Linked DNA regions of Homo sapiens: region 1 is linked to region 2. Evidence: read pairs that join two places in POLR2A ChIA-PET (ENCODE). Cell type or tissue: Caco-2. All regions are shown on one strand. Links, peaks and the distances in the headings refer to the core of each region. The heading gives the core; the rest is flanking DNA.

The links. Peaks named below come from ENCODE experiments on the same cell type or tissue, not always from the same donor. Only the 100,000 strongest peaks of a DNase experiment are listed, where the experiment ranks them.
Region 1: POLR2A ChIA-PET joins it to region 2 with 6 read pairs; 1 of 35 experiments calls an interaction of 5 or more read pairs at or near these places.

Annotation. Positions count from the first base shown.
Region 1 is chr1:113,234,230-113,250,115 of GRCh38, reverse strand. No RefSeq gene overlaps it. Among named protein-coding and RNA genes, the nearest start is that of MAGI3, 150 kb to the left of the region's middle. In Caco-2, for the core only: no CTCF peak of the experiment used is centred there; a DNase peak (open chromatin) is centred at 7,455.
Region 2 is chr1:112,696,505-112,700,608 of GRCh38, reverse strand. MOV10 (Mov10 RNA helicase) reads right to left here. Exons shown (of 21, transcript NM_001321324.2): 13 at 4,075-4,104; 14 at 3,763-3,979; 15 at 2,498-2,615; 16 at 2,131-2,322; 17 at 1,820-1,894; 18 at 799-924; 19 at 627-715; 20 at 269-390; 21 at 1-193. The coding sequence ends at 102. Among named protein-coding and RNA genes, the nearest start is that of RHOC, 8.6 kb to the left of the region's middle. RefSeq lists enhancers at 1-325, 1,328-1,622. In Caco-2, for the core only: no CTCF peak of the experiment used is centred there; DNase peaks (open chromatin) are centred at 8, 1,478 and 1,838.

The DNA of each region.
Region 1 (15,886 bases), core at 6,065-8,564, 540 kb before region 2:
ACAGCCACCCCTATACTTCCAATCATCTTTAGATTAGTTGTACCACCTAATGCATGTAAATGCTATGTAAATACCTGTTATACTATATTGTTTAGGGAATGATGACAAGAAGAAAAGTCTGCACATGTTCAGTATAATCACAAGTTTTTATCAAATATTTTCTATCTGTGGTTGGTTGAATTCACAGATGCAGAACCCATGGATACAAAGAGCTGACTGTAATTATATTCAGATCATTTAGCTCAGCCAGATGGGTCAGTGAGTCAAGGACTGCTTTGAGAGGTTAGCCAGAAAAATGTACATTCAAAGTCTTGTTTCACCATTTCAAGGGCTCGTGAAACTTCTGGGAATGAAACAGATTCCAATGAGGAATCCCTGAGACAGGGCAACATATGGAACACACACTGTCTATGTGAAATTAGAGGTGACCAATCTCCCCAGCACCTTTAGACCACGGAGTACACCCAGAACACTCAGGTTTGTCAAGACCCAGCCTCTGGTGTCCAGCAGACCTGGGCGAATCCCAGCCTGTTGTCCTGCTAGTACCTAACTGGGTGAATCCTCCGCACCTCCCTTTGACATTCTGTAAAATGGGGATAATGTCGAACTCAGAGGCTTTGGTGCGGACTGAGTGAGACAAAGCCCAGCACAGTGTCTGGCCAAGCTCGATAGCTGTTGGTATTATCATTGCTGTTATTATCACCAGACACTGACAACATGGCCTGCTCCTTTTCCCTCTGCCATTCTCACTTGCCAGCGGACTGTGGGTGGAACAACACACAGACCTAACACTCTTCTAGGATCCATATTCTTTAAGGCAGTTACCAAAAGGGAACATTTCTAAGTCAACTGAGGCCCAGGAAGCAGCTCAAAACTCAAAATAACCTTTAAGATAGGGGACACTTTTGACTTCATCTGGATTGCCTTGGCTGGAGACAGGTACTCTTCGGGAAGGTCTCTGCATGTTCTTCCGCTAAGCAGTGCTTTTCCAACTGTAGGTTGCACCCCATTACTTGGATATTGAAATCAGTTTGGTGGGCTGTGACCAGGAAAGAAGAAAAGAAGGAATGAAGGAAGGAGGGAAGGAGGGAGGGAGGGAGGGAGAGAAGCAGGGAGGGAGGGAGGGAAGGAGGGAAAGACTGGACTAAAATATCAGAGGGCATCATTTGTAGAAAGTACAATATTACTTCAGGAAATTTGTTTTACATGTGTGTGTGTGCTGGGTCATGATATAAAATGTCTTTCTTTCTACGGTTAGTGGTCAAAGAAGTATGTGAACCACTACTCAAATGTCGGGGACAGTGAGGTATAAGCAGTGTTTATTAAGCCCATCGAAAGAACAAAACACAAGGGAGTACTTTTATGACCAAGGGAGTCAGGACTAAGGATAGAGACTGAACGGAAGGTACTGGAAGGTGTTGGAAACTTTCCCACTCCACCACAGGCCCCACCCATACCTCAGGTTATTATGGTATCCATTTCTGGCTCCTTTCAGGGATTAGCAGTTTAAAAACTAAACACCAACCCCTGAAATCATAAGGGCTTGTGTCCTCGTTGGCAGGGGCAGAGGGAGAAAGGAGGGCTCTGTCCTATTGTCAGTGCCATGGGAGCAGGCCTGAGGATGAGGGGCTTCACAGGAACCCTGAGTTCCATCTTGGACCAGCTGTTTTTGAGGTGCTGGTTGAAGTTCAATGGCAAAAAGGAGAAATGAGATGAAAGTGTGTGTCATATTTATGGTTCTGTAATGCTCAGACTCAAAAAAGCCCTAAGGGATAGAGTAGGAGGTGGCAGCATTAACAAGTCCAGGGCAACTGGAGCGAGAGAGCTGCCCAGGCCTGAGAGAGACCATTTGATCCAGCCCCCGCTTCCATGGCTTCCCCCACCCTCAGGGTAGAGTGGGGTCTCTTTAACCCTGCTCACAAGGGCCCCTCATCTCCCTGGCCCTCTGGATCTGCCGAGCCTCATCACTCCCTCCAGGGACTCCAGAGTCCACACATCCTAAAAAGCTTGCAGTTCCCACACCATCCTCTCTTTCTTCTGGCCTTGAATGTTTTACTCAGACTTTTCTTTTTCCTGGAACATGTCAGGCCTTGTTCCTCAGGCCTCATCTTAGCAGTCACCTCCTTCCTGCTAACACCAGGGGTGATTGTTTCTCTGTGACTTCCCTGTGGAGGCATTTCTGCATGTAGCTGCCGCCCTTCTAAGACGGAGCTCCTGAGGCAGGAACTGGGTCTAGCTATACTCCCACAACTTTCTGGAGCACTCCATGACACAGCATGGATGCTGGATTGATTGATTATTGAATGAGTAGGTAGAAAGGGTGAGCACTCTCCTGGGGTCAGATCTGGCAGGCTTTGTATCAGGAATTTCCAGGAGTCTGAGCCATTAGGGAGTCGCTGGGAGCAACAGGATTTGCAAGTCTAGGGATAGATCTCAGTCAGAGAGGCCAAGAGACCACACCAAGTCTGAAGCCTGCACTGCCTAGAGTCACAGAAAGATGGGTGGGGCCAGCCAGGACTGTGCTACAGAACAGGTTATGGCTGTTCCCTTAATTTTTGTTGCCCTGGCCATGAGTGGACTGTGGGGGCCCAGCTCCTGTCCCCAGGGCACCTTAAAAGAACTTTAGGATCTTTGACTCCAAGTTCAAATGTGGGAAAGCCACAAGGTGTGTTTGGGGCGTGGGAAAAAGAGCAGAATGGCTGGGACAGTGTCACTCCAAAGCCAGGTGGGGAAGAGGCAGAGGAGCAAGGGATAGATTTTATTTGAGGAAATGGGAGACCACCAGAGCGGGGGTGGGCTAAACCACTGCCCCCTATAATTGAATGCAAATTTGGGTATGTTTTTCTAGGAAGACCATAGCTTTCATCAGATTCTCAAAAATGTTGTGACCACCTACAGTAAGCAAATACTGCATGGAAGGCTCTTGAGCACATTTTGGGAATATTGCTCTGGCAACAGCACATGGTAGAACGGAGTTTCACCAGTTTCCCTGGTGGAAAAACATGTTCCATGGCAAGATAGTGTGTAAATATTTGAGATCTGACATTTGGTTGTTTGATAAGATTGTCTGCCTCTCTGCATATGAGTTAGAAATTTTTCTTTTCTAATAAAGGTTGCCCCCTACTTTATATGCCTGTTACCTTCATGGGAACTAGCTGTTCAGCTGTGTGGCCTCAGCGGTCTCCAACAGTGATGTTTTTCCCTTTGTTCCTTACCTGACAGCTAACTTTCAGTCTGCCTGGGGCTCCCATCCTTATGTCCTGCTTCTCATCTCATTCTAGATTGGTCTGGTGCTGGGTCATTTATTCATTAAACAAATTTCTTTTGAGTGCTGACTATGTGCTAGGCATTGTGCTAAGTGGTGCAAAAGTCCTGCTTCTTGACTTCAATAAACTACAGTGCAGTGGTGGGGGCACCTAAGGAGTCAGGCAGTGACAGCATGTGATAAAGGAAACCAGCATAGGGTTCCACTCCAGCAGAGGGGAGGGAACTAGTAGGGCCTGGGTCACCTGAGACAGGACCTGTGACAGCAAGGGGGGAGGGGAAGGCCACCAAGGTGAGGCCTCATCTTGTTTCTGTGCCAAAAATGCCTTGACGCCTCATTGAGTTTGAACTTTCCTCAAATATTCAGATGAATCTCAGTCTAGCTCTCTGTATAGTCTAAGACCAACTACTATTAGCTTTGTGTGTTTTTTCCTTTTTCTTACAGGTTCTAGGAGGTTGTCTTAGTCTGGTCTATTTTTTGCCACTATAACAGAATACCACAGACTGGGTAAATTATAATGAACAGAAATGTATTTAGTTCTGAGGCTGGGAAGTCCAAGAGCATGGAGTTGGCATCTGATAAGGACCTTTGTGCTGCATCGTCCCATGGCAGAAGGCAGAAGAACAAGAGAGCGCTTGAGAGCAAGATAGGAAGGGGGGCCAAACTCACTTTATAACCACCCTACTTTTCTGATTACTAACCTACTCCTGTGACAAGAACATTAATCCATTCGTGAAGTCTAGAGCCCTCATGACTAATCACCTCTTACTAGGCTCCGCCTCCAAACACGATTGCATTGGGGATTAAATTTCCAACACATGAACTTTGAGGGACACATTCAAACCATAGCAGAGGTGGAAGCAAAAAGGAAGAAAACTAGCTTCAGGAGAAACTCAAAATGTGTTATTAAGATAGTCAGGTTTGTTATTTTTGAGAATGAGGACATTTGTCTCCCTTTATCCCAGGGATGGCCCCCGAATCATCCACCTGGCAGGTGCCTCTTCTGCCGCTCATGGCTCTGCCCACATCTGTGCCTAGATCTCCTAGGCAGAGACACCTTGAGAGGATATCTCTCCCTCTCCCAGTCCAGTGGGTGATGGGAGGCAGGCTGCCCTTCCCTTTCTGTCCTGTTCCTTAATTCTCCACCCTACCACCATGACTGCACAAAGGGTACTTGATGTCAGACCTACCTAAATGGGGGAATTGTGACACCAGAGAGAAATCCACAGAATGTGGAGAAAGAGAGAGGGAGAGAGGGACTTTAAGGAATCAGCTCACATGATTGGGGAGGCTTTGTGCGAGCCTAAAATCTGGAGGGTAGGCCAGCAGGCTGGAGACCCAGGGAAGAATCCAAAGTCAGTCTGCTGACAAAGCTCCCTTGAGAGACAGGGAATTCTACCTGAATGACTGACTTTGGACTCCGTTCCATCGAATGGATGAGGCCTACCCACAGTATAGAAGGCAAACTGCTTCACTCAAAGTCTACTGATTTAAATCTTAATCCCATCCAAAAATACCTTCACAGAAATATATTGGATGATATTTAAGTAGCTATCTGGGTACTGTGGCCTAACCAAGTTGGCACATGTGATTAACTATCACTAGCCTCCCTCAACTGTAGTTCTCTAACCTCCCCATCATAAGGCAAGGCTGTTGTCACTGCAAAAGAGACAGAAGGCAGAAGCATCGCATAACCCAGGAATGAGATAGTGTGCTCCTTCTACCCACGTGCACCCTACCCTGAGTGTTAACATCTCATTTCTTTCCTCTTGCTTCTTGCTGTAAGTTTTAAATGGATTTAATAAACCCTGTTATTGAAGCATCTTAATTTGACCTATGAGTCTTTCCCTTCTGTGACCTTTGAAATAGCTTACCTGGTAGTGTACTTGAAGAGTACCATTACAAAAGGGAATTTCCACACTACAATGCCTAAAAACTTGGCATCGGCTTTGCAATGACACTTTCCTGAACCTTAGGCCACCTCTTGCTTATTCTCAGTAGTCAGCAGGGAATGGAGACAATGAGGATCAAAATCCACCCCATCCCTGTGTTGGTAAAACAGCTTTCCACAAATATTTGTATTTTTCAGGAACTAGAGGAGTGGGAGAAACTGTGAAGTTACCTTCTGTTCTGCAGTAGCTGGTTATTAGGAAGGACAGGAACACTAGTCAAAGGCCCTGACAAACGACAGAAAATAAAAGCAGAAGTCCCCAGATCCATCTCCCTCACTACCTCCTCCTGTAAGAGCTCCAACCTTTCAGGCTGTCTTGAAGGTCACTTCCAGGTTTGAAAGGGAGTTTGTTTTCTCCTGATGTGTACACGATGTGTACAAGAGGGAAGAATGGCACAGGCTGGCAGTTCAGCCTCTTAAAAACAGGAATACCTCTTTTTTAACCCCCAACACCTATAGCCTGCCTGGCACATTATTTTTTTCAGGTAAACCTTACTGAATTAAAGAGAAGTTGGAAAGAACGCCTGCTGACTGGCCTGCAGGGAGCACTGGCCTGCCATGAGCACTGGCTGCAATGAGTATGGGCTGCAGGCCAGTCAGCAGGTTCTGTCTCAAACTTCTGGCATCCCATGTTAGAAATCTGAATGCAACTGTCCTGAGAAGCACCGTTAGACATGGTGATTATGTTCTTTAGAACCATGGCACTGCACCAAAGGAGTTAAGTAGGATTTTTCTCAACTGGTCTAGGGGCATAACTAGCATATTATAACATTATTTTCCTATGCAAAATGCACTGCTGATTTCAACAGTGGATTTCAGAATCCACTTATCTATAAACTGAGAACCGCCTATACATACCATCCCTATTGCCACTCAATCCTGAAATTCAAACAAGTTCAAATACCCATGAGTCTACAGGAAAGGGTTTGGTTTCCACCTAAGGTGCATGCAGTGATTCTGCACTCTACCCTGCACCTTGTAGCTTAAATGTTGTAACACCCCAGTGCAGAAATTGTTCCTTGTTTTCACACCTTCTCAGTGTTCACTCTCAGCCCCTAGCAAATTGTGAATGCAAGAAATAAAGTGATCACCACACTGCTTTTTATTTCCACTCACACCTTCTCTCTGGAAAGTGGGAGGGGTAGGTTGTGATGGGTGGGTGATGGGGAAGAGTATGTGCAGCTGCAACTCCCCCCAACGGCACACCCACGCATTCTCAGGTAGGATGAGCCAAGACATTAATATCCTCATTATTCTTTCACTTAAATTATTCTGCCTGACTTAATCCTCTAGTCTTATCAGTAGAGGAGGAGCTTCTGCCCCTCAGAATGAATGTTGTTAACAGGAAAAAGACTCAGTTTACTAGAGACTTAGTATATTGAATGAACGCCACATGTTAAATGATTATGAACTATAGAGGTTCCTATAGCATCAGGCAATGCAAACTTTCAAAAAAACATATTATGCAAACCTCTTAAGAGTGTCTTAGGAAACAAATTTTGGAGAATATATTTGCAGCCTCATATAGCAGCAATTCTCAGCTGAAGAAGATTTTGCACCCCAGGGGACATTTGGCGATGTTTGAAGACATTTTCAGTTTCCACGATTGGGGGAAGGGATACAAACCAGAGATGCTGCTAAATGTCCTGCAATAACATAGGACAGCCCCAGACAACAAAGAATCATAGTGTCAGGGTTGAGAAACCCTAAGTTAGATGGATATGTCTGGTTTGTCACCATTATGATGTTATCTAGGGAGACAAACCATTAGCAAAACCTCATATTTGCAAAGATTAAAATGAATATAAAGGCAAATGACTTTCTTCTGAATTTTATTTCCTCATCAGTGGTTTACTATACAGGTTTTCATACCGTAATTTAAGAATTTTGAACTTTTCCTTGAAGTTTGATTTTGATTTCTTATTGTTAACCATTTTTCACACGAAAATCAAGTTTTTATTACTCTAGGCAAGTAATTGTTGTGGGAACAGAAAAAACTACAAAGTGTATTGAAATGAAATGACTGGCTCATTCACCCAATGACTGTGGCAGGTTATATTTTCTGAAAGTGGCTGCATCAATATCCTCCTCCTCCACGCTCTTCTTACAGAATGTGACTTTGGCATTCCTCCCATTGAAGGGTGGGGCCTATGTTCCTCCCTCCAGTTGAATCTGGGAGGTTTTTATGACCATGGCACACTATGTGACTTCTGAGGCAAGGTCACAAAAGGCATATAGCTTCCTCTTCCTTATGGTTTTCTTGGAACATCGGGAAGCACAAGCAGCTGCATGTAGGTGTTCTGGCCAAAGTCCCCGGTGGGGCGTTGAAGTCCCACTGTTAGGTCTTCAGCGTTAATTGCCAGACATGTGAGTAGTGACAAGCTTTTAGATGGCTCTGCCCTCAGCCATTGGGTTACCTGCAGCCTTTCAGTCTTTTTAACAAAGGCCCCAGACTTTGTGGAGCAAAGAGAAGCTGTCCTCACCTTGCTCTTTCCAAATTTCTGAGCTACAGAATCTGTAAGTATAATAAAATTATTGGCATTAGGAGAAATACCTAATGTAGATGACAGGTTGATGGGTGCAGCAAACCACCATGGCACGTGTATACCTATGTAACAAACCTGCACATTCTGCACGTGTATCCCAGGACTTAAAGTATAATAAAATAAATAAATTTTTAAAAATGTTATTGTTTTAAGCAACACAATTTGGAGTAATCCTTATGCATCAAGATATACATGGAATAGGAACTCTCCCTCAAATATATATATATATATACCTATCACATTTACCTGTTATATATATTATATATGTTAATATATAACATATACATATGTTATATATATATGTTATATGTATATAAATAAACATTTATCTGCAATAAAACTTCCAAATTACTATACATCATGGACTTTCATTTTTTTTTTTACTTTAAATTTTTTTTATTATACTTTAAGTTCTGGAATACATGTGCAGAACATGCAGGTTTGTTACATAGGTATACATGTGCCATGGTGGTTTGCTGCACCCATCAACCTGTCATCTACATTAGGTATTTCTCCTAATACTATCCCTCCCCTAGCCCCCCCACTCCCCGACAGGCCCCGGTGTGTGATGTTCCTCTCCCTGTGCCCATACATCATGGACTTTCAGGACAGCTGAAAAGTGGTCAAAACCACAAAGTCTAAATTTTTCAATGTCAAAGATCTTCTGTCAAAATCGTAAGTAAGTGGCAAACATGCATGACTCTCCTACTCTGCACCTAAGGCAGACATCACTCATCATAGAACTTTTCCTAATGAGCAGGAATCCAGCCTTAAAATGCTTCTCAATAAAGCTCCCAGCAAAACACGAAAACCAAGTGATCAGGGCTGGCACACAATTTGAAATCACTTTGCCATCCCCAGTGTTCTTTGTAAGAATTGAGGCTGGTTTTCACTGGCTCATCCCCAGACAGAAGGATTTAACTATTGTTTAATCAGGTGCACACAAAAGAATGTATGGCTTTGCAGAACTGTTTGCAAAAATTTTGTTATATTAGCTTCGTACATGAACATTGTGGACATGCTTTTATCATGGTTTTTGAGAATTTGGCCATAAAACAACAATAGCAATCTGTAGATGCCAAGAACCACTTTTATTAAAAACAAATAAACCCAAATCCCTGGTACATAAGAAAAATATTTAACCCCTAAAAAAAAAAACCAGGGAAGAATCTCTAAAAAAACAAAAAGGTAAATATGATGAGATGAACCCATAGTCTAGTCAGTGATTGAAGATTGCCAGCTTTGTGGGATAGTTCAGAGGCAGGGTCTTTGCTTTTGCTTTGATGAGGTGAACACAGAGTGAAAGGGCACAATGGTACATGTATTATTATTATTATTATTATTATTATTATTATTGAGATGGAGTCTCACTCTGTCACCCAGGCTGGAGTGCAATGGCGTGGTCTCGGCTCACTGCAACCTCTGCCTCCTGGGTTCAAGCAATTCTCTGCCTCAGTCTCCCGAAGAGCTGGGACTACAGGTTGCGTGCCACCATGCCCAGCTAATTTTTGTATTTTTAGTAGAGACGGGGTTTCACCATGTTGGTCAGGACGGTCTCCATCTCTTGACCTCATGATCTGCCTTGGCCTCCCAAAGTACTGGGATTACAGGAGTGAGCCACTGCGCCCAGCCATATTATTTTTGATGTTTGTTCAATGCACATTATTTTAACAGGTCTAGGGAAGAGCATGAAGTGAATATGCCCTCTCTTTTTCAATTTTCTGTTTATGAATTTGATGTCTTCACCTACAACTGACAGCTAAATTTCCTCTCTCATCTATCAGGGATTCTGGGAAGCCTAAAGTTGTTTATTTTTAAAAGGAATGTAATAACGGTTACTTGAAGAAAATGACTGAGGTGATTGAATTCCTGGGCAGGCAGGCGGACCACATGACTGAGACAGTTTTTAACCCAAGATTGCAAGGATTCTGCAGACCTCACGCTCATCTATCTTATTCTTTCATGGTGGCCTTTTCAGCTTTCAAGCAAATTACCTATAGAAAAGGGGTGGGGTGGAGAGAGAAAGAAAAAGTCACAGTGACTGAAATTCTCTAATTGTCCTTTTGAGAACATTTTAAAATCATAGTTCACCAAGGAATAATCCTGAGAATGTTGTAGAGGTAACTACAATTATCCTCTGCACCTCTCTGCTTGCTGTCCTGTGGCCCCTTCTCCCTTTCAAACACCCCACTCTCCTCGCATCTCCTTTCCCTGCAAACAATCCTTTGTCTTCATGTGTAGACACTGAAGCCATCCTTTTCCTCCCCAGTCCCTTCTAGGACTTCTCTATTCCACCCTTCTAGAAAAACTGCTTGACTCCTTGGCTAATCCAATAAACTGATTCAAGCTGAGGTGTTATTTTAGTCTTTTCCTACTAGGAGCCACTGCCCCATAGGAAAAAAATAATAATTGAGAACCATATAAATTCAAAGCAAGTGGATTACATTGTCTTGTTTATTTAGAAGACTACATAAAAATTAAAAATTCCAAATAAGGTAAAAAAAAATCTATGGACAGTAAGTTCTCACAACTCTGTATGATACATATTATTGTGTCCATTTTCCTCATGTGGAAATGAAGGCTTAGGCCTGTCAAGAGACTGCTCAGGATCCCAGGATTCAAACCCAGACTGACTTGACTGCAGAGCACATGCTCTCAACTGCCATGCCTCTCTGTCTCCTGAGAGAAGTTTGGGAGATTTAATAGGGTAATCTTCCCTGGGCGGCTTGAAGGAGCAAGGACATTTTACCACCCTGGTTCCTGATAGCCAACATTAAAACTCAGAGCACGTGGTTATGACTGTGGCTATTCTGGAACACTTAGCAAATGACTTGCTTTGGAGAGCTTAGGTTTTACTCATTTAAACACCAATTTTTAAATGTGCATGGAAATTTTTCTTAAGTGTATTATGTAATTTGTTTGCCTTCTTAAGCTGGATATTCTAAACATAAGTTAGCCTCTAGCCTTTCCTTATATACTCAAGGTTCACCAACATGAACATTAGCTACAGTTAACGAGGCTGTAAGACAGCAATGCCTTTGGGGACTGTTGAAGTACAGAGGGCTGTTTTTAACCTACATTTTAAGTGGTCCCAGACTACTGTGCTATTTGAGTTCTTGTGTCTGCTCCTCATAGATTTTCTGCCATGCTGTCAGCCTCTCAGTTATTGACTCTCAATGCTATTAGTGTCTGTCTGTATTAGTCCTTCTTTGCCCCCTTACTTTTGCTACTTAAAATCTGTGGTGGGCGTGAAACTCAGATATTTAGGCATATTTTGCCTGAAAAAAGAGTAAATACTCATCAAATGGCTGAGAGGATTTCTTGTGAGAAGGAAACATGGGTTTTTGTGAATGGAATTTATAACATCCATTTTAACCTTCTCATTCTCTGGGCCAATAGTTAATGAGATTGTTAGTTAACCAGTGCACTAGCAATATCCATTGGTACCTGCCTGCCCACAACCCCCTTGGAGGGAAACTGTCTAGCTACCACAGCCCCTGCTTCTTTGGTGGCCATGTTTTGCCCTGTTTAACCACAATCTCCCCACATCACACACACTATGTGTGGTAGAATGAGTGCAGCATCTGACCCCAGGCCAACCAGACTGGCCAGTGACCGTGATAAAAAGACAAGCTGCACTTAGCAGATCCTAACTATGGAGAATGTGAATTGGGAAACAAGGCAAAGTGGTTAGGGGTGGTTTTGAAAGAGAATGTCCACAAGTAGAATTGAATTGTATCCCACGAGGACACGATGTAGTATGGGCCATCTGAAGTGCTGAAGAAGTAGACTCTCTAAGAAAGCTGGTAGAAGAAAGAGAAGGAAGCAAACGCACAGAGACAGGCAGCAATGCTCTGAGGCAGAGGCGGACATGGAGAGGAGAGGATGCTGAGATTTGTCCATGTGCATCTTCACTCTAGACACCATTTTTCTTGAGGCAACTTGAGTGAGTCTCTGTGTCCCCCACGGGAAAGAAGCTAACTATAAAAACGAACTTTTTGAGAGCTGAGTTGTTAGTGTTAACTTCCTATATTTTCTGGACCCTATGAAAGCAAAAAAAACACCAGCAATTTAACTATACAGGAGAAATAATGGATATTGAAATGAAGACACTTAGACTCGCAATTAACACAAAAGATAAGTGTGCATGAGAAAAAAGACAATAGCTGATAGTGATGGTGAAATACAGGACCCACATCCTATTATAGCTTCAATAATCAATCCAACAACACAGAAGCAAAGATGAAGAATCCACTCAATGAAAATGTAAAACAATCAGAAGAAAGCCCTTGAGTCCTGCTAAATTTCCTTTTTAATTAAGCAATTACAACAGGCATACAACTTCCCATTACGTGTGTGTGTGTATGTGTGTGTGTATGTGTGTATGTGCATATGTGTGTGTGTGTGTGTGTGAGATCATTCTGGGGAACGGGATGGAATCATTCCTGTGAGGTCCTACAACAGCCTGATGAAGAGGCACAGCTAGACAGGTGCTCCCATGGGAGCTAGGGGCAGACAGTAACAGAAATTAGCCAAACAAGAGACCAAGACCCATTTCTTATCCATTCTTGATGGCTCTGGAGAATGCAGCTCCACTGATGCCTTGTTTCCACTACAGAGGTGAGTGAGGCCCACTGGAGGACTTCTGAACACTGTTTCACACCATCAGGGACTCCACCTAAGGTCAGAAAATGGTGAACACACACCTTCCCTATGCACCACACATCACTCAAAAATCTCTGGCCTCCAGGGATTTCTCAGCAATTGTCCTGGCCTCATACCTAAGGCTGGGAAGAGGCAGATGGAGCTGCCATCCATCCAGCTGATGGCCCAGGTTCCAAAGGCATAATTGCTGGAACAGAGAGGCGGAGGCAGGCCAGTCTGAAAGGAAGCCAGGCCTTTGTTATCATGGGCAACAAAAGAGAATGTATCAAATCCGAAGGGTTGGGGAAGATGATAAACAAAAACAAGTAGCAAGGCTGATGGCTAGGAGAGGTGAGTCACACATCATGCTGGGTATCCAGGGCCGGGTTCTTCAGGCAGTACCTAGAATACAGAAAGCCCATGCTGGGAGGCTGCCGCCCCGGCTCACCCAGAGGAGCCAGGCAGAGGGGGCCGAAAACCAATAACTTCCAGACACAATATTCTCTGCCTACAGTAGGTAGTTAGGGGAGAGAGATAAAAGGGGAAGGGGAAAGAGAGGAGGATGTGGAATGGGTGAGACAAAGGTGGGCAGAGGGACAGGGAGAGCAAGAGATCATTTAAGGGTACAACTAGAGTTGACAAACTGTGGCCTGAGAAGTTAATATCTTCCCCAGAAAACTTCCTTCATTCTTATGGCAAAACCAAATCACTACCAAAACCTAAAAAATGATTGAGGTGATCTTTGTGAAACAAGAAGTTTCCATGAGATCATAATTAACAAGTCAGTAACCTTTGGTCTAGATTCTGGAAGCTAAATTTGCATCGTGCTGGTAGCTTCACTAACTCCCCCTTGAACGCTGTGTCAACAAATCTTTTAAAACTGAACCCTGGCACAGCATAAATTAGAAAGGGAAGCAGAATAACCTCCCCACCTGCCTCAGAGGCTCTGACTCCTGCTTGCAAAATTGCTAATGTTCCAGAGTAACCAAGGATGAAGCTGGGACACTCAGTGAGGAGACCAAGGGGATCCCTGGCCCAGGAGCATTTCCTGGGCGGCAGGGAGCACACCCTGAAGTGAGAGAGGCCAGAGGGATGTGGGTCCCTCCCTGGAGACACTGGGTGACAGGCTCAGTGCTGGGCACCTGACCCATCAGCAGCATCTGATCCACCTGGCCACACCCTCCTTCTAGAGGCATTTCTTTCCTTGCATCCCGGGATATGACACTTGCCTGGGTTTTCCCCTCTTCTTTCATTATAGCTGCTCTTTCTGAGAGTCCTTTAAAAAAATGCATCATGGAAAACTCCAAACATTCATAAAAGCAGAGAAAATAGTACAATGAAGGCCTACGTATCCATCTCTAAGCTCCGACAATGATCAACTTGTAGCCTATCTCAATTGCACTAGACATCCCCTACCCCCAACTTCCCTGCTCCCAGAGGATTGTAAAGTAAATCCCAGTCATCGTTTCAGCAGTTAGAATTTCATTGTGTGTCTCTGCAAGACTCCATCTATAAAATCAGAACCTCAATTTACCCAACCACACTCCCCCAATACAACTCTTTAATAGCATCAAATACCTAATCAGTGTTCACACATCCCCAATTGTCTGATAATAAATAGCTTTTAAAAATAGTTTATTTGTTTCATTCAGGTTCTAAATGAAGTTCATACGTTGCTACTGCTTAATATGTCTCTAAAGTGTCTTTCAACTTATAGATTCTCCTTCCCTTTTTCTCTTTTTCCTGACATTTTTCTGTTGAAGAAACTGGACTGTTTGCCCTATAGATTTTTCCACATATAGGATTTTCCAAAATCCAAATAGAATTTGGATTTTGCTCATTGCATCCCATAGTTTCTTTACCATGTTATTCTGTCCTTTTTATTTCCTGTACTTTGGTAATCAGATCTAAATGTTTGATCTGGTTCAGGGTCTACTTTTATAATGTTAAAAACTATTCATGATCATTGCTTAATGATTGTTTCCACTCTTTCAGTAGGGAGTTGCAAAATGGTGATATCATTCCTCCTTCATGTACTAGCTGCAATACTCCTATGAAGGGAAACTTCTTTTGTCAGCTCTTTGGTGACCCTGAAGTTCATGTAGGAAAGTCAGCCTGCCCGGCTGATCCCAGGAGCACCATCAGCTGGCTGTGTGACTATGGGCAAATCATCCAATCCTTCTGAATTTGTTTTCCCATTTATACAGTGGGAATGATCATATGACCCAACTTCGAATTGTTATAAAGATTAAAGGAAATAACACAAGTCAGGGGCCTGACACGTAAGCCTTTCATGGAAGTGAACTGGCATCCTTATTTTCATTGTTAGAGTGAGGATTTTTCAACCAGCGCCCAGAGAAAACATCACAAGGATGCTGAGCAAGGTTTGGCTTTTTATCATTTGTCATTACCACAGGCTTATTGCAGCCATCAGTTTAGCTGTTCCCAAAAAAGAGAGTCATCCCTCTGCATAGAGCTTTTATCTGATGCTTATGACAGTAATCAACAATCTGCTCTGCAGAGAGGGCTCCGGGAAGACCCACAGGAGTCAGCCATGGGAGTCACAGCAAGGCAAGTGCCAGAGGCCTGTGGAGGCCTGGGCAGTCCCGTCCTCCCAGGGAAGAGTGTTGGACACAGAAAGGATTCAGTGGTGCCCTTTGAGCAACAGCTCTGGTCCAAGATGTCCTTTCTTTGGAAACTCCTATTAGCTACATATTTACTCTTCCTCTGGTTTTGGCAAGTCAGTAAATTAATTTAACCCTATTGTCAGAACAGTTGGTTGCTCATTTACAACGAACATAATTTTATAAGGCTTTATAAAAATCACACAGGCATATTTAGGGCCTAAAGGCATTCATCTCAAAATTGGCTCTCAGTTTGATTTCTGTATTTCTGTGCATATTAAATCTTTATATTGTCACTTACATTCTCTTAATGGTCTCCACTGAGTGGAAGATACTGGAGTCTCTGGTAGAAGTTATAAAAACAAGAAGCCAGTTGTAAGTCTAATTCCGTTTTAAAGGTAAATCTTATTTGAGTGGCTTAACACCAGCAGTTGAGTTTCTGAGTATTTAGCAAGAGTCTGTGCTCTTCAGCCTTTCTTTAAAAGAGGTTGGACAGCTAGTGTGGCCTGTAGGGAGACGACATTCATGAGGGACTCAGCCTATGGCTTTTCTCCCTTTGAGGCCTACGAATAAAACAAATAAAATGGTGTCCTGTTTCCTCAGCACATGCGCTTGTTAAGAGCTTAGACAGTGGATCAGGATCAACCTGGTAGCTGCTTAACCCTGAGAAAGTACTTAACCTCTGTGAGCCTCAGCTTCCTTATCAAAAAAATGAGATAATGAAAGTTGTGGTGGTGGGGATTGAATGAGATAGGGTAGGGAAAGCACCAAGCACAGTGTCTGGCAAATCTTAAGTACTCAAGAATTGTTAACTGCTATCATTATTAGAGCTATGACTAGATTCTGGTTATGGTTG
Region 2 (4,104 bases), core at 1-2,500:
AGCCTTCCTGTCCCTTGGAGGGGCAGTTCAGCTGGGTTCTGGTTCAGGGTCAGGCAGGCAGTTAAGGCTTGGCTGGTGCGAGAAGGCTGGGTGCTGTGTCTTCAGAGCTCATTCCTCCACTCTGGCTCCACTTGCAGAGACAGGCCCCCTTCACCCTCCCGCTCCTGGGGGAGGTAGTCATGGCTGTGGGGCCCTGGAAAGAGAGAAAGTACACTGTGTCTTCCTTACCACCTCCTCTGGCACTGTCCCCACCCTGGCCCAGCCATACCTGAGGTAGAGGGGCTGAGCTTGCTCAGACCTTGCAGTAAATTCTGTCCCTGTTGCAGGTCCAGTTTGGCAGGGAAGGGACACCCGGTATACCCTCCGTTTTCTTTACAGAACTCCAGGAATCTGTGGGGTACAGAGGAGTGCCAGCAGAGACTGGAGGCTAAGCCACGGTCCTGTCCCATCTGAGCTGTACTTGCTCAACCTCTGGATGTCATTTAACTTATAAATACAATAGTGATGCTGTGAAAATGGACACATCTGAGGATTAACTGAGCGATAAGCAAGCGCTTAAAAAAGATCCACCTGCCCTAGGCAGGGGCTGTGGCCACTAAGAGGGAGAATGGGGTGGGAATGCTCACACTTTCCAGTCAGGGTCATGGCCCAGGAGAAGGGGGTTCCCCACGATGATGAGCAGGGCCTTGGCCCGGGTCACAGCTACATTGAACCTCTGGAAGGAAGAAGTGGTGTGGTCATGGGAGGGAAGAGCCCCGAGAATGGAAGAATTCCTGCCACCCCGACCAGCCCTCAAACCTTGGGGTTCTTAAGGAAACCCAGATTAAAGTCCAGATCCAGCTGCACAAAGCTCTGGCTGCTTCGCACGGTGGAGATGAGGATGACGCTTCGTTCTTGGCCTTGGAATTCTTCTACTGAACCCACCTAGTGGGGAAAGAGGCAGGGCCTGAGACCAGCCAGGGGTGTCAAAGGGGTGCCCTACCCCAGGGAGCTTGCCTTCCAAGGAGGGTACAGAGAGGTCACTGGGCAATTGTAGATCAGTGAGTGAACCAGTGCTGCGACACGGCCCAGGGAAAGGGGATGGGAGGTAGGCTGTGGAAGCTGAAACATGAAGGTTGAATCCTGCTGAGGGCTGGGGCCTGCAAAGTGTTCTAAGGAAAGAAAACAGCATTGCAAAGAACACGGGAACTCAGAGCAGTGACTTTCAAACTTTCCTGAAAACAATCACTAAGTATCTGTTAAGAATATACAACCCTGGGCCCTAACCCGGACCCCCGATCAGAATTTCCAAGAGAGAGGCCTGTAAGTCTTAGAGCAGTGTTTTCAACCCTGGCTGCATATTAGAATCACCTGAGAAGCTGTAAAAACTACCAGTGCCCTGGCTCTGCCCCGATAGCTGTATGAGCTGGTGGGTGGGGCCCTGGCATGGGGGCGGGGTATTAAAAGCTCTCCAGGTGATTGTTATCTGCAGCCAGTGTTGAGACCAGAACCTTAAGAGAGAGGCTACTGGGGGTGGGGGTGGCAGCATCACATGACAGGCCACGGAATTTGGACTTTATCCTTAGGGCAGAGGCCTCAAACCTGCCTCAGTCTAAGAATGACAGGAGGTGTTTGTTAAACATGCAGGCTTCCTGATCCCATCCCAGACCCTTAAGTTGGAATCTCCAGGAGTGAGAGGCTCAGGGAGAGCTCGAGCTCTATTCAAGGCAGCAGGGGTGGGACGGGGACGTGGGCTGGAGTGGAAGCTTGAGGAAGTCTCTGGAAGTGGGCAAGTGGGGGCACACGGAAGGCAGGGAGTGACTGTGGAACAGCATGTCACCTTCAAGTCCTTGATGTCATCCAGTCCTCGAAGCTCCCTGTCAAGTTTGGTGATGCAGTAACGGATTTTCTCCACCTGGAAGGAGGGGACAGGTGCCTTTCTCTCGTGCCATTAACCTAATGCAAGAGGGAGCCTGGCAGGAGGCCAGGGAGCTGGGGAACAAAGGGAGGCGGCAGCTGACCTTGGTGCTCTTCTGAGATACGGAGCCAGCAGAGGCCTAAGCTCCTGGAGCCTCTGCCTAGTGGTCTGGATATTAAGGAGGTACCATCTGGGGGAGGGGCCCCACCCTTGCTGGTAACTGAGGACCTGACCTGTTTCCGGTACGGGGAGATGACGCCCACACTTCGAGGGCTCAGGCGAGCTTTGCCCTTCTTGGAGGAGGGGGCCAGGAGCAGCTTCAGGTAGGAAGTCACTGTGGCAGCCTCTTCAGGGTTGAAGAAGGATGGGCTGTTGCCTTCACGCTCATCTTTGCCCATTACGCCGTGAAAGATGATGGGAAAGCCCTGGACATGGGGTCGGGGGAAACCGTCAGCCAGACCACCCTCCCTCTATTCCCTCCCTTCCCAAACCCTTCCAGAGAGTAAGAGATCCTAGGCCAAGGTGACAAAGGGAGGGGCTGCACCTTCAGTGGGAGGGAAGTCAGGGTACAGGGGTGGGGCCTGCCCTGCTCAGCCTCACCTGTCGAGGTAGGCCCGCCCAGCGGCAGAAGCGTTCTCGATCCACGACATCAGCACAGGCCTGCAGCTCCCCTTCATAATAGAGCTGGTTAGGAATGTCCAGGATGGTGGGATGAGACCTGGGAGGCCGGAGGAGGAAAAGCAAGACCAAGGGTCAGATTCCCTCTGCCCTACAGGGGCTCCGCTCTACCCACTCTGGGCCCACACACAATAGCCTGCTACCCCGCTGGCTCCCTGGATAGCAGGACACTCCTCCATAATATCTGCTGCCAGGCACTGTAAACCACAGAAAGCAGAACCAAATATAGTTCCAGAGAGCATCTAGTCCAGGGACTCCACAGACCCATGACATTTAAAACTAAATAATTAGGGGCCCATTTTCAGGTTTCAAATTTACCAAGGACAGTACGAAACCAAATTCTCCTTGACTATCACGTTATTTGATGAGACCATGTGTTAAATCAAAAAATATAAGCAGTGATGACACAATAACTAACATTTATTGAGCTCTTAGTGACAGCATAAAACTTATCTAAGCATTTTAGATGGCTGAACTCATTCACTAAAAGTATACAGCTCTTTAATTTGAATAACAATAGGTTTATGAAAAAACTGTATCTTCCCTATTTTTCTTTCTTTTTTTGAGATGGAGTCTCGCTCTGTCACCCAGGCTAGACTGCAGTAGCGCGATCTCAGCTCACTGCAACCTCTGCCTCCCGGGTACAAGCGATTATCCTGCCTCAGCCTCCCAAGTAACTGGAATTACAGGTGCCTGTCACTATGCCTGGCTAATTTTTGTATTTTTAGTAGAGATGGGGTTTCACCATGTTGGACAGGCTGGTCTCAAACTCCTGACCTCAAGTGATCGGGGGTGGGAGCCTGACCTACCTTGGCCTCCCAAAGTGCTGGGATTACAGCCATGAGCCACTGTGCCCGACCTCCTCCCTATTTTTCTTATCTCTCCTTGGATTGCCTGAAAACTTCATCTGGGACTGGTACCAGACACACCCTAGCCTCTAGGAACCACTGACCACCCCCTAAGATGCAGATAAGCTGACTGGTGTAGTGTGAAACCACTGGCTAAGTCACGCAGACAACAAGCAGCAGTGCTGGGGCTAGAAAAACCTCCTGCCTTCCAGTTTAGTCTTTCTGCATCACACAACCTCTGAGCAACAGGACTGACAGCAAGCCAGACTCTCCAGTGGGGTCTGCATGCAGGATGTGAAAGCATAGGATATGGCAGGGGAGGCAAGGGCATGGGAATACCTGTAGTTGCGGAGCAGCTTGGTTATGAACTGGGGGTCATAGCCATCAGGGCCCTTCTTGTACAGGGAGTTGTAGGTGAGCAGCCGCTCCAGCAGTGAGTATCCCAGTCCATGCTTCTGGGTCAGTGGGGAACGCAGCACAGGCCCCAGCTGCCGAGGGTCTCCTGCCAGCACCAGCTGCCCTCCTGGATCACCTGTTTCCTTTACTTCCATCAGCCCTGGGAAGCAGAAGAGGTGTGGGAAGAAAGGTAAGTGGTGCAACCTCTCTGACCCACACAGGGTGTATACCTGCAGCCCCACCTGAGTCCCTCACCTGCTATAGCTACCAGACTCTCAGGCTCCA